Linked DNA regions of Homo sapiens: region 1 is linked to region 2. A link is a contact called in ENCODE Hi-C or POLR2A ChIA-PET data. All regions are on one chromosome and are shown on one strand. The core of a region is the stretch at or near the end of the contact, and the rest is flanking DNA. Distances in the headings are between cores, read along the strand shown. Region 1 overlaps SDK2 (sidekick cell adhesion molecule 2). Region 2 overlaps CDC42EP4 (CDC42 effector protein 4).

Evidence for each region. A loop is a pair of places that touch in the nucleus more often than their neighbours do. ChIA-PET counts read pairs that join two places held with the same protein, here RNA polymerase II (POLR2A). Pooled maps may share reads with other maps.
Region 1: a loop to region 2 is called in a pooled map, with 2.9 times the contacts of the local background. The contact joins two enhancer-like sites. A Hi-C loop is called at or near these places in 7 of 168 maps with a recorded cell type or tissue (Calu3, HCT116, MCF 10A and 4 more) and 14 of 50 pooled maps. POLR2A ChIA-PET finds 5 or more read pairs at or near these places in 10 of 52 experiments (AG04450, GM12878, H1 and 6 more).

Annotation. Positions count from the first base shown.
Region 1 is chr17:73,335,929-73,341,747 of GRCh38, reverse strand. It overlaps SDK2 (sidekick cell adhesion molecule 2), which reads left to right. Exons shown (of 45, transcript NM_001144952.2): 45 at 2,808-5,819. The coding sequence ends at 3,161. Among named protein-coding and RNA genes, the nearest start is that of CDC42EP4, 27 kb to the right of the region's middle. RefSeq lists an enhancer at 4,117-5,016. Within about 2 kb of position 1,492, at least 14 of the 41 ENCODE cell types and tissues checked have a DNase peak (open chromatin) inside an H3K27ac peak, as active enhancers do.
Region 2 is chr17:73,282,588-73,287,659 of GRCh38, reverse strand. CDC42EP4 (CDC42 effector protein 4) reads left to right here. Exons shown (of 2, transcript NM_012121.5): 2 at 1,048-4,036. The coding sequence starts at 1,160. The coding sequence ends at 2,230. Among named protein-coding and RNA genes, the nearest start is that of CPSF4L, 23 kb to the right of the region's middle. RefSeq lists enhancers at 691-1,245, 1,246-1,801, 2,357-2,913. Within about 2 kb of position 3,750, at least 10 of the 41 ENCODE cell types and tissues checked have a DNase peak (open chromatin) inside an H3K27ac peak, as active enhancers do.

The DNA of each region.
Region 1 (5,819 bases), core at 243-2,742, 56 kb before region 2:
ATGTTATGAAGGACTCCGAGTTCCTGAGAACAAGCCGTGCATCTCATTTCCCAAAGCCCAGACCCTCTGGACAAAGGTCCCCACTCCATTTTCTTTACCTGTAAAGCAGGACACAGCTCCCCATCCCAAACTTGTCTGGATTGGGCTAACTGGCTTTTATGTTCTACTTGGATTGCTGTGATTCGCTAACTGCCCCCAGGCAGGGGCATTAGCTGGGCAGGACTGAGGAGGCCTGGGTGGGGTCCTCTGAGCTGCAGTGCACTGATCGTGTGCTGTGCGCTAAAATCGGAGCACTTCTCTTCCAGAGAGTTCTGAGGGGGGGCCCATCTGTTGTCTTATTAGCTCTCAAAACATTGCTGGGAGCTCAGGGTAGGGGAAGGGGTGCACCATGTTTTTAGCTCCACAATTCAGATTTTACTTTCCAACCGAGATTGATTCTTGTTTGGGGCTGATGTCCCCAATAGATAGATGAAGCCTGTGCCTAGGACATCAAAGTGTCAAAAAAAAAAAAAAAAAAGTCAGGAATAATTTAATATTTTTATCTTTAAAAGTAAAAAAGAACTTCAGGCTGGGTGTGGTGTAATTATGCCTGTAATCCCAACACTGGGAGGCCGAGGCAGGAGCATAGTTTAGGCCCAGGAGTTTGAGACCAGCCTAGGCAACAAAGAGAGACCCCTGTCTCTTAAAAAAAAAAAAAAAAAACAGACCAGCCGCGGTGGCTCACGCCTGTAATCCCAGCACTTTGGGACGCCGAGGTGGGCAGATCACCTGAGGTTGGGAGTTCGAGGCCAGCTTGACCAACATGGCGAAACCCCATCTCTACTAAAAATACAAAAATTAGCCAGATGTGGTGGCACATGCCTGTAATCCCAGCTACTCAGGAGGCTGAGGCAGGAGAATCACTTGAACCCGGGAGGCAGAGGTTGAGGTGAGCCAAGATCGTGCCACTGCACTCAAGCCTGGACGACAAGAGCAAAACTCCATCTCAAAAAAAAAAAAAAAAAAAAAAAAAACTTTAAGGTTTTCATTACATGAAAATTCTGAACTTTGGTTTAGATTTTTCTCATGCTTAGTTTGTAACCAAGTGTTGTTTTTATGTTGGATCACACGTGGACAGGCACAGGCATTTTTCACTGTCCAGAGCCTCTAAAGGTCTTAATTAGGCTCTGGCTTTGTCCCCAGTCACAAAGTAAAGCAGAAGCTGGACCAAGATGGTAACTTAGTAGGTTGTGGTTGAACCTCAAAAACATGACACTGTGTCAGAGAAGCCAGACACAAAAGACCACATATTATATGATCCCATTTATAGGAAAGTCCCAAATAAGTTAATCCCTGGAGACAGAAAACAGATTAGTGGTTGCCAGGGGCATGGATATAGGGAGTGACCGGTAGGGGCAGAGATAGGGAGTGACTGCTTCCTGGGTACAAGGTTTTACTTTGGGGTGATGGAAATGATTCAGGGCTGGATAGAAGTGGTGGTTGCACAACACTGCGACGGTCCTAATGCACTGAGTCATAGACTTTAGAATGGTTCACTTTCGGTTATGTGAACCTCACTTCAATTGAAAACAAAGGTAGACTGGGCACGGTGGCCCACGCCTGAATCCCAGCACTTTGAGAGGCCAAGGCGGGTGGATCACCTGAGGTCAGGAGTTCAAGACCAACCTGGCCAACATGGTGAAACCCCATCTCTACTAAAAATACAAAAAATTAGCCAGGCATGGTGGCAGGTGCCTGTAATTTCAACTACTCCAGAAGCTGAGGCAGGAGAATCACTTGAACCGGGTAGGTGGAGGTTGCAGTGAGCCCAGATTGCACCATTGCATCCAGCCTGGGCAACAAGAGTGAAACTGCGTATCAAAAAAAAAAGAAAGAAAGAAAAGAAAACAAAGGTAAGGTAAAGTAGCTCACGCCTGTAATCCCAGCACTTTAGGAGACCAAGGCAGGAGGATCACTTAAGTCCAGGAGTTCTAGACCAGCCTGGGCAACATAAGGAGAGCTCATCACAAGAGAAAAATTTTTTTAAGTTAGTGGGGCGTGGTGGCATGCACCCATAGTCCTGGCTACTCAGAAGGCTGACATGGGAGGATAGCTTGAGCTTAGGAGGTTGAGGCTACAGAGAGGATCACACCACTGTGCTCCAGCCTGGGCAACACAGTGATTCCCTGTGCCCCTTCCACTCCCCGCCCCCCAAAAAAAAGAATAAAAAGGAAAGAAAATAAAATTTGCCAGGGATAGTGGCTGACACCTGTAATCCCAGTACTTTGGGAGGGTGAAGCGGGTGGATCACTTGAGGTCAGGAGTTCAAGACCAGCCTAGCTAACATGGTGAAACCCCTAAACATACCAAAAAAATTAGCCAGGCGTGGTGGCACATGTCTGTCATCCCAGCTACTCAGGAGGCTGAGGCAGGAGAATTGCTTGAACCAGGGAGTCAGAGGTTGGAGTGAGCCAAGATCATGCCAATGTACTCCAGCCTGGCAACAGCGAGATTCTGTCTCAAAAAAAAAAAACAAAAACAAAAACAAAAAAAAACTCAGGTCTTCTGATTCTATCAGGTATCTCCCAGCTCTGGGCCAACCCCATAGTAGATCCTTCCGGTTCCGGATCTGCTGTGAAGGAAGCAGCAGGCGGGCACAAACGGGCACCAGACCCCCTTGGCAGTGAGGGGGCTGGGAGGCCCACAGTCCAAGTCTTGAAAGAGGCAGAGCAGAGTTTTGAACCAGAATGCCCTGTGCCTTCCGGCCCCAACCACAATGGCCTGTCCCTACGGGGCCACTGACACACCCTGATTCTCTGTCCTCCCAGGGAAGTGACAGCGAGTACGAGGTCGACTCAAACCACCAGAAGGCCCACTCCTTTGTCAACCACTACATCAGTGACCCCACATACTACAACTCGTGGCGGCGACAGCAGAAGGGCATCTCGAGGGCACAGGCCTACAGCTACACGGAGAGCGACTCGGGTGAGCCAGACCACACCACCGTCACCAACAGCACCAGCACCCAGCAGGGCAGCCTCTTTCGGCCCAAGGCCAGTCGGACTCCAACGCCCCAGAACCCCCCTAACCCCCCAAGTCAGCAGAGCACCCTCTACCGTCCCCCCAGCAGCCTGGCCCCAGGCTCCCGGGCTCCCATAGCAGGATTTTCATCATTTGTTTGACATCAGAAGAGGAAAAAGCAGAAAGAGAAATGGCACCAAACTCCTCCTTCACCCCTCCTCTCACTGCCTGCCAGAAAACAAAAACACCAAGAAACCAAGTCAACTTTTCACCTCCTGAGTTTATTTTTCCAGAGATTCCAGGGCCAGCAAAGCCGGCGTTCAGAAGGAGGGAGAAAACCGTGAGAGGATGTGTGTGGCCAGCAGCTCTTCAGCTTTGAGATGGTGGGGTTCACTGCTCCCTTGGGAATTACACGGAGCTGGGGAAGTGGCTGTGTCACTGCTATGGACACGGAGTGGGGCGGGCATCTGGAGAGAGAGAGGGAGCGGAGGCTAAGGACTGGAGGCCGCCAGGCAGGCGTGGCCGAGGGAAGAAAAAGCTTCTGGATGTCCAGCCAGCTGCCCCCTTCCAGCCCCTCCAGGACCCCTGGACCCACTGCCGCTGCTCTCTGCAAAAAGAATGGGCATCCCGGAGGCCACGCCTATCTTCTCTCTCTGCTCCTCCTTCCCTCCATGCACCATCACTGTGGCTGGCAGGCATCGGACAGCCTCATCCAGACCCCCTGCCCTGTCTTGGCAACCTCTACTGCCCATCTCCCCTGCTCAACTTCTCCACCAAGCATTTGGTTTATTTAGAAAAAGGAAGAAAAACAAAAAACAAAAAACTAAAGGGTGAGAATTTGCTTAGCGCCTTCCTTGTTCCTGCATATTTTTTAAAATATTGAATCCAAGGAAGAGAGCCCAAGGGTAGGGGAGAAACCCCCCACAACTGACCCCTGCCTCCCTGTGCTGGAATTGACTTTCCTGAGCATGGACAAGGAAAGGTGAAGTCTGGGGAGCAGAGGTGTAAATAAGGCGACTGGCCTTGGCACTGTGGGATGATTAGGTTTAACGCATTGTGGGCAAGATAAGAATGACACTTTGACTGTTCTCTTTCTTCCAATCCAGGTTCCATCCGTCCTCTCTTTAAAGGGGTAGTCAGCTTCCCAAGGCTGGGGAGTGGGGCACAGCTGAGGGATCTCCCTCTGGGCAGACACGTCACTCTCCACTGGATAGATCCTCACCACACACACACACACACACACATCTCCCATGCACTTACAAGGAACAGGGTCTAGGGATCCTCTCCAGAACAAACTCATCTGGGCCCTCCTAGCCAGACAGCACACTCACTTTCAGATCTGTGTCCCTCTCACTGCCACCCGGCAGCCTCCTAAGCACAGAGGCACAGGAGCCCAGAGGGGTGGCCCAAGTCCCTGGTCCAGAGGCTGGAATACCCAGAGTTTGCTCAGTCAGCCTAGCACCCAGTTTACAGGCAAAAAGGCAAAGACACCCTAACCCCCAGTAACAGCTTCCAGGCTGGGCTCCGCCTGGCCAGGGCGGGGAGGGGAAGGGGCAGGTCAGGAAGCTCAGTCCAAAGTGGACCCAGCATTTGAATTGCACGCCCAGCAGGGGCAGGTCAGATGGGACCAAGTGACAAGAATAGCTGATGGGAGGGAATGCTTTTACACACACACACACACACACACACACACATACACATACACAATCTGCTCCAAGGAGTGTTCTGCAAAAAGCCACATCCAGTGGCCAGGATCTTCCCGTCCACTTGGTACTTACGGATGCCAGGGTTTAGGGAGAAGCCTTTCTATCTAACTCCATACATTGTCCAAGGCCCTCTGTGCCCTCAGCCAGCCCTGTAAGGCCAGCCCAACACCTGCCCCACCGCTGAGATGGGTGGCAGATGGCCCACAGGGGCCTGTCTGATTCAGCGTGAGCCCCTTCGTGGAGCAGGGCTCCCTCTGTGCACTGTGTACAGGCGCTGCTGGCCCTGCCCAAGAGATGATGCTCTGTTGGGGTGGGTGAGCAGAGTTCAAGGAAGCCCAAGTAGGAGATTTGGGAAACATGCCAAGGTAAGAGAGAGCCTGGACCACTCTCCTACAGCCCCAAGTCAGTCACTGTGCTAATGGTGACCGGGAAGGGAAGTCAGGGTCTGGGGCCCAAAGAACGGGCACACCCAGCCATGAGTTTTTCCTGAAGCACTTGACCCCTGGGAAATGTGAACGGGGAGATGCTGGAAGATGGCTCAGCAGACAGGCCAGCCCAGCTCCAGTGTCCAAAAAGCGGTTTCTCCAATAAGGAGGCCTGGGAAGGGAAGCACAATCTTCCCCAAAGGAGAACCAAGGGCTGAGGTTCTGCCCCTCCAGGAAGTAAGGTGCTCTCGGGGCCTCCTTGGACTTGTCTGGGGGCTGCAGTGGAGTCAGCTGGACACCTGCTCCACCCCTGCCACCTCCGCCCCCACCCTCTGCAGCATCTGGCATCTCCATGGCAGCACATCTGCAGCTGCCGGCCTGTGATCGTGCCGCACAGCTTTCTTTTCTTTCCTCTCATCTTTTTTTTTTTTTTTTTTTTAAATAACTTCATCCCTTTCCCTCTCTGCTGAGCATTTAACCATTTAAGGAAGTTCCCAGTTTGCATTAGGGAATTATTTAAGCCCAGCCCAGTGAGGGATTATTTGGGAGGAAGCAGGAGTGAGTAAAAACATTGTGTCTGTGTATATATTGCACATGAGGTCAATTTTCCTTTGCCTTTAATGAATCACCTGGTGCACTAAGATATTCCACCCCCCCACTCCCCACACGCTCATTCGCACCCATGCTG
Region 2 (5,072 bases), core at 2,501-5,000:
CTGCACCCATCTCTCCCCAACCTGCCCAGCTCTGCTGGGCTTAGTATTTGGGGCAAGCCCCTCTAGGGAAGAGAGGGGCTGGTTTGGCCCCAATGCTGAACTTCAACTTGGCCCTTGTCAGGAGCTGTGAGAGTGGTGCCTCCAGGCTCCTGGGCTCTACCTCTGCTGTTTTTTGGATTTCTGGTGAATCACCTAGGAATCAGTCTGCAGATCCTGGGGGGACGAAGTCATTTAGGGTCCAGTCCCTGCCTCCCACTCCCCTAATGATGAAAGAAACTGGAAGTTGCCCAATCTTGATCTCCCCGAGACACCAGAAGGTGGACCCTCAGCAAAGAGCCTGGGGCTCCACAGTGGAGACGTCACAGGCGGGATCCTCATTTATGGGATACCAAGCGAAGGCTGAAAGGCTGGGGAGCTGGTTCTGTGGGTCCCAGCAGCCCCACCCCAGTTCTGATTCAGAAAGAGGACTGTGCCGCCCACGCAGGGGGAGGAGCTGGTCAGCCTCTGTCTCCCTGAGCCCGTCCTGTCCTTTCCCTTCTCTCTCTGAGGACCAGGACTCAGGGTGGGGTGTCCACTAACTCCACAGGGATCGAGGTTAGACAGCAGGAAGAACTTACAGCACATCTCCAGGCTGACTGTTCATAGGAGCCAACTCATAGACTCCATCTCTTCCCTGGCTTGCTGCCTGGAATTGCTGGATTTACCTTCGCGTCCTTAAATGTGGTCATGTTTACTCTGGCAGCATCCTGGCTTGCAGGGGCAGGGGAGGCATTGTCTTCTGCAAGAAAGGTTCTGTCTCTCTCAAGTTTCAGGGAAAGTGTGTCCGAGGCTACTGGAACTCTAACCAGATTTGCAAAATCACTCCTCTACTCTGAATGCCTGCGGATGAAGAAACAGGCAGGGTTATACCATGGATTGCTGGCTTATTTCACAGCATTTAACTTTGGTAGGAGCGCTGGGGTTTAAATGACAGTCCCCTGGCAAAGAGGCTTTTGTGCCGTGTGGCCAGCCCGCGTTAATCCTTTGCCTCTCATTCTCTGCTTGCAGCCTTATGATCTCCTCATTGCGTCCCCCTCTGCCCACTGGACTTGGACTTCAGATCTGACCCCAGACCTGCCGGCTACCTCGGGAGGGCCCACCTCCCCGCCCATCCAGCAAGATGCCAATCCTCAAGCAACTGGTGTCCAGCTCGGTGCACTCCAAGCGCCGTTCCCGAGCGGACCTCACGGCCGAGATGATCAGCGCCCCGCTGGGCGACTTCCGCCACACCATGCACGTTGGCCGGGCCGGAGACGCCTTTGGGGACACCTCCTTCCTCAATAGCAAGGCTGGCGAGCCCGACGGCGAGTCCTTGGACGAACAGCCCTCTTCTTCATCTTCCAAACGCAGTCTCCTGTCCAGGAAGTTCCGGGGCAGCAAGCGGTCACAGTCGGTGACCAGGGGGGAGCGGGAGCAGCGTGACATGCTGGGCTCCCTGCGGGACTCGGCCCTGTTTGTCAAGAATGCCATGTCCCTGCCCCAGCTCAATGAGAAGGAGGCCGCGGAGAAGGGCACCAGTAAGCTGCCCAAGAGCCTGTCATCCAGCCCCGTGAAGAAGGCCAATGACGGGGAGGGCGGCGATGAGGAGGCGGGCACGGAGGAGGCAGTGCCCCGTCGGAATGGGGCCGCGGGTCCACATTCCCCTGACCCCCTCCTCGATGAGCAGGCCTTTGGGGATCTGACAGATCTGCCTGTCGTGCCCAAGGCCACGTACGGGCTGAAGCATGCGGAGTCCATCATGTCCTTCCACATCGACCTGGGGCCCTCCATGCTGGGTGACGTCCTCAGCATCATGGACAAGGAGGAGTGGGACCCCGAGGAGGGGGAGGGTGGTTACCATGGCGATGAGGGCGCCGCTGGCACCATCACCCAGGCTCCCCCGTACGCCGTGGCGGCCCCTCCCCTGGCAAGGCAGGAAGGCAAGGCTGGCCCAGACTTGCCCTCCCTCCCCTCCCATGCTCTGGAGGATGAGGGGTGGGCAGCAGCGGCCCCCAGCCCCGGCTCAGCCCGCAGCATGGGCAGCCACACCACACGGGACAGCAGCTCCCTCTCCAGCTGCACCTCAGGCATCCTGGAGGAGCGCAGCCCTGCCTTCCGGGGGCCGGACAGGGCCCGGGCTGCTGTCTCAAGACAGCCAGACAAGGAGTTCTCCTTCATGGATGAGGAGGAGGAGGATGAAATCCGTGTGTGAGGCGGACAGTGGGTGGCCACCGGGAGCTCTTGGCTGCATCTTCTCCCTGCCCCCACCCCACTATGACCTTTGACCCTACGGCGCAGGGGCAGCCAGGACCCTTGATTCAGACCATGGACCCTGGACCTTGTAGATGAGGGACACTGGCCTGGCCCTCGGGTCTTCGGAGGACGTAGGGGGCTGGCATGGGTGCCGACTGGCTGCCTGACTTCATCATGCTCCCTGCACTTAGGCTGCGTGGGACAAGGGCTGTGTTGTCACAGCAGGAATAGGTTTTCCTCTGTTGGCCTCCCTTTCCTCCACCCTGGCCTCAAATGGATGCCAGATGCCAACCCCAGTTCTGGCCACGTACAGCCAGCGGGTCAGCCCAGAGGCAGCCTCAGCTCCAGGGCTAAGGACTCTCGGCTCCCATTTTCTCTGCTGGCGTTTCTGCTGTGCCCAGCAGTGGCTGCTGGGGAAGCAGCTGCAGCAGGAGGGAGACGGTCTTGCCTCTCAGCCCCTCCCTGCCCCACCCCAGCTCCTGCCCTGGAAATCTGGAGCCCCTTGGAGCTGAGCTGGACGGGGGGCCAGCTGCGAGCATGTGCACTAAACGCAGCCCTTTCCAGGGGAAGAGAACAGGATGGAGAATGGAAGGAAAGCCCCCCAGGCTTCGTGAATTGCAAGAAGGGACCCTTCCAGGATGACACTAGGAACAGGGCTAGGGCACTCGCTCAGTCCCTAGGGGCTTGTTTGTTCTTTATTATTGTGTTTAAATCCTTATAGAGCAATATCAGGATGGTGTTAATAGGTCTGCCTCAGAATGAGAATCAATCCTTTTAGAAAACCTTTATACTAAGCCTCCTCTTCAAAATTCACAGTGGCGATTAGCGGACTGGAGTCTGGTGGCGATTAGCGGACTGGAGTCTGGGGACATCCGTGGCAAAGACACCAGCTCAACTTTAGTGCTTCCCAACTTTATTTAGAATGACATGGGGTGGGTGTCTGGTGTGTGTGTTTTCCCTACGCACCTCCCATAGCTATTAACAACTGAGGAAGGCCAGTGCAGAATATTTTTGGAGAACGATTTTTTTTTTAAATAATATATCATTCCTATGGGGGGAAAGCCTTTTTTTTCTTTTTGGCTGAGTTATTCCCTCCCTCCCCTCAATACCCTCAGTACTGACTACTTCCCTTTCTTTTCTCAGGCCTCCCCCCACCGACTTTTGAGGCCAGGGTTGGCCAGATTTAGCAAAACCAAAACAGAGTGCTGAGTTAAACGCAAATTTCAGGTAAACAAAAGATAATTTTCTAGCATTAATATGCCCCACGCAATATTTGGAACACTTATGTGAAAAATGATTTGTTTTTCTGAAATTCACGTTTCTCTCTGAGTCCTGTAACTGTCCCCGAGGGGATTGAGCAGAAGCTCGGGTATGAGCCCTGAGGTTGACTGCCGGTTATTTTTCTGTCCTGGGAACAGCCTGACCCACCTCCCTGTCTCCATGTAGCCAGTGAGGGGAGGGGGAGACACAGAACCAACCACAGCCAGGGGCGTCCCCATGGCGACTGTGGCCCGGCCCCTCCTCTCTTGCCTGACTCTCCTCTCTTGCCTGACTCTAGACACTAACTTAGTTCCAGGTTCGGTGCCCTGTTGGTGCTCCTGTTTCCAATAGCTTAGGTCCCATGGTGGGGGAGGAACCTCAGGGGCTATGCAGCCCCCGCCAGCTGCCCTCGAATCCCGTCCAGGCCAATTCCAGATTCTAAACTGATTTTTTTCATGATATTGTCAAAACAGTGAGGAAACATTAAAAAAAAAGCCCTAAAGCACGCCTGGTGTCTGTCTCTGCTTTTTGGGAGGGCTATTTCAGGATGGGGGTGGGGTCTGGACCCAGGTCCTAGAGCTGTCCAGGGGGGCCTGAGGTGGCTTCTGTCTCTCTGTCCGTGAGGACCCGCCCTTCCTGCGATGCTGTCTGCCTGGGCAGGCCCCTTCAGAGTCTGGGGACTCAGGTGTCCCTAACTGCCATCTCTTGGAAGCCCTTGGCACTTGGTCGCTTAGCTGTTCTGTGCCTCCCTCTCCTGCTCTGTAAAATGGGTATCCTGCCACTCTTAGAGGGTTGAGGCACAGAAACAGTGACATGGGCTTTTTGTGGGGGAGGGGGTTGGTTTTTTGTTTTTTTTTGTTTTTTTTTTTTGTTGTTGTTGTTTTGTTTTTTTTGAGATGGAGTCTCACTCTGTCGCCCAGGTTGGAGTGCAGGGGTGTGATCTCAGCTCACTGCAACCTCCGCTTCCTAGGTGCAAGCGATTCTCCTGCCTCAGCCTCCCAACTAGCTAGGATTACAGGCGTGCGCCACTACACCCAGCTAATTTTTGTATTTTTAGTAGATACTGGGTTTCACCATGTTGGCCAGGTTGGTCTCCAACTCCTGACCTCAAGTGATCCGCCCACCTTGGCTTCCCAAAATGCTGGGATTACAGGTGTGAGCCACCGTGCCGGTCGACATGGGCTTTTTATACAGTTGTGATTAGGATGAGAGTGACTGTGTTCTCCCCAGCCCCCTGGTGTCCTGGTGCACGGAACTGTCACCACCAGAAAGTGGCTGGCCCTGAAGGCAGTTTCTGCATGATGCTGGGAGCGGGGCTACCACCTCCTCTTTCCCCTTTTACCGTTAAGCCTGGAAAATCAGCTTACAAGTGGCAGGTCCTCAGTTCAACCTCACTTCTCAGGGAGATAGAAGCTCCACATCCCCATTTTCCAGATGGAGAAAGATGATCAGATAAGCCTCGAGGCCGCCTTCTCTAATGCCCAGAATTCATTCAAAACTCCTGCCCTTCTCACCCCACCACTCCTGGGCACATCAAAACC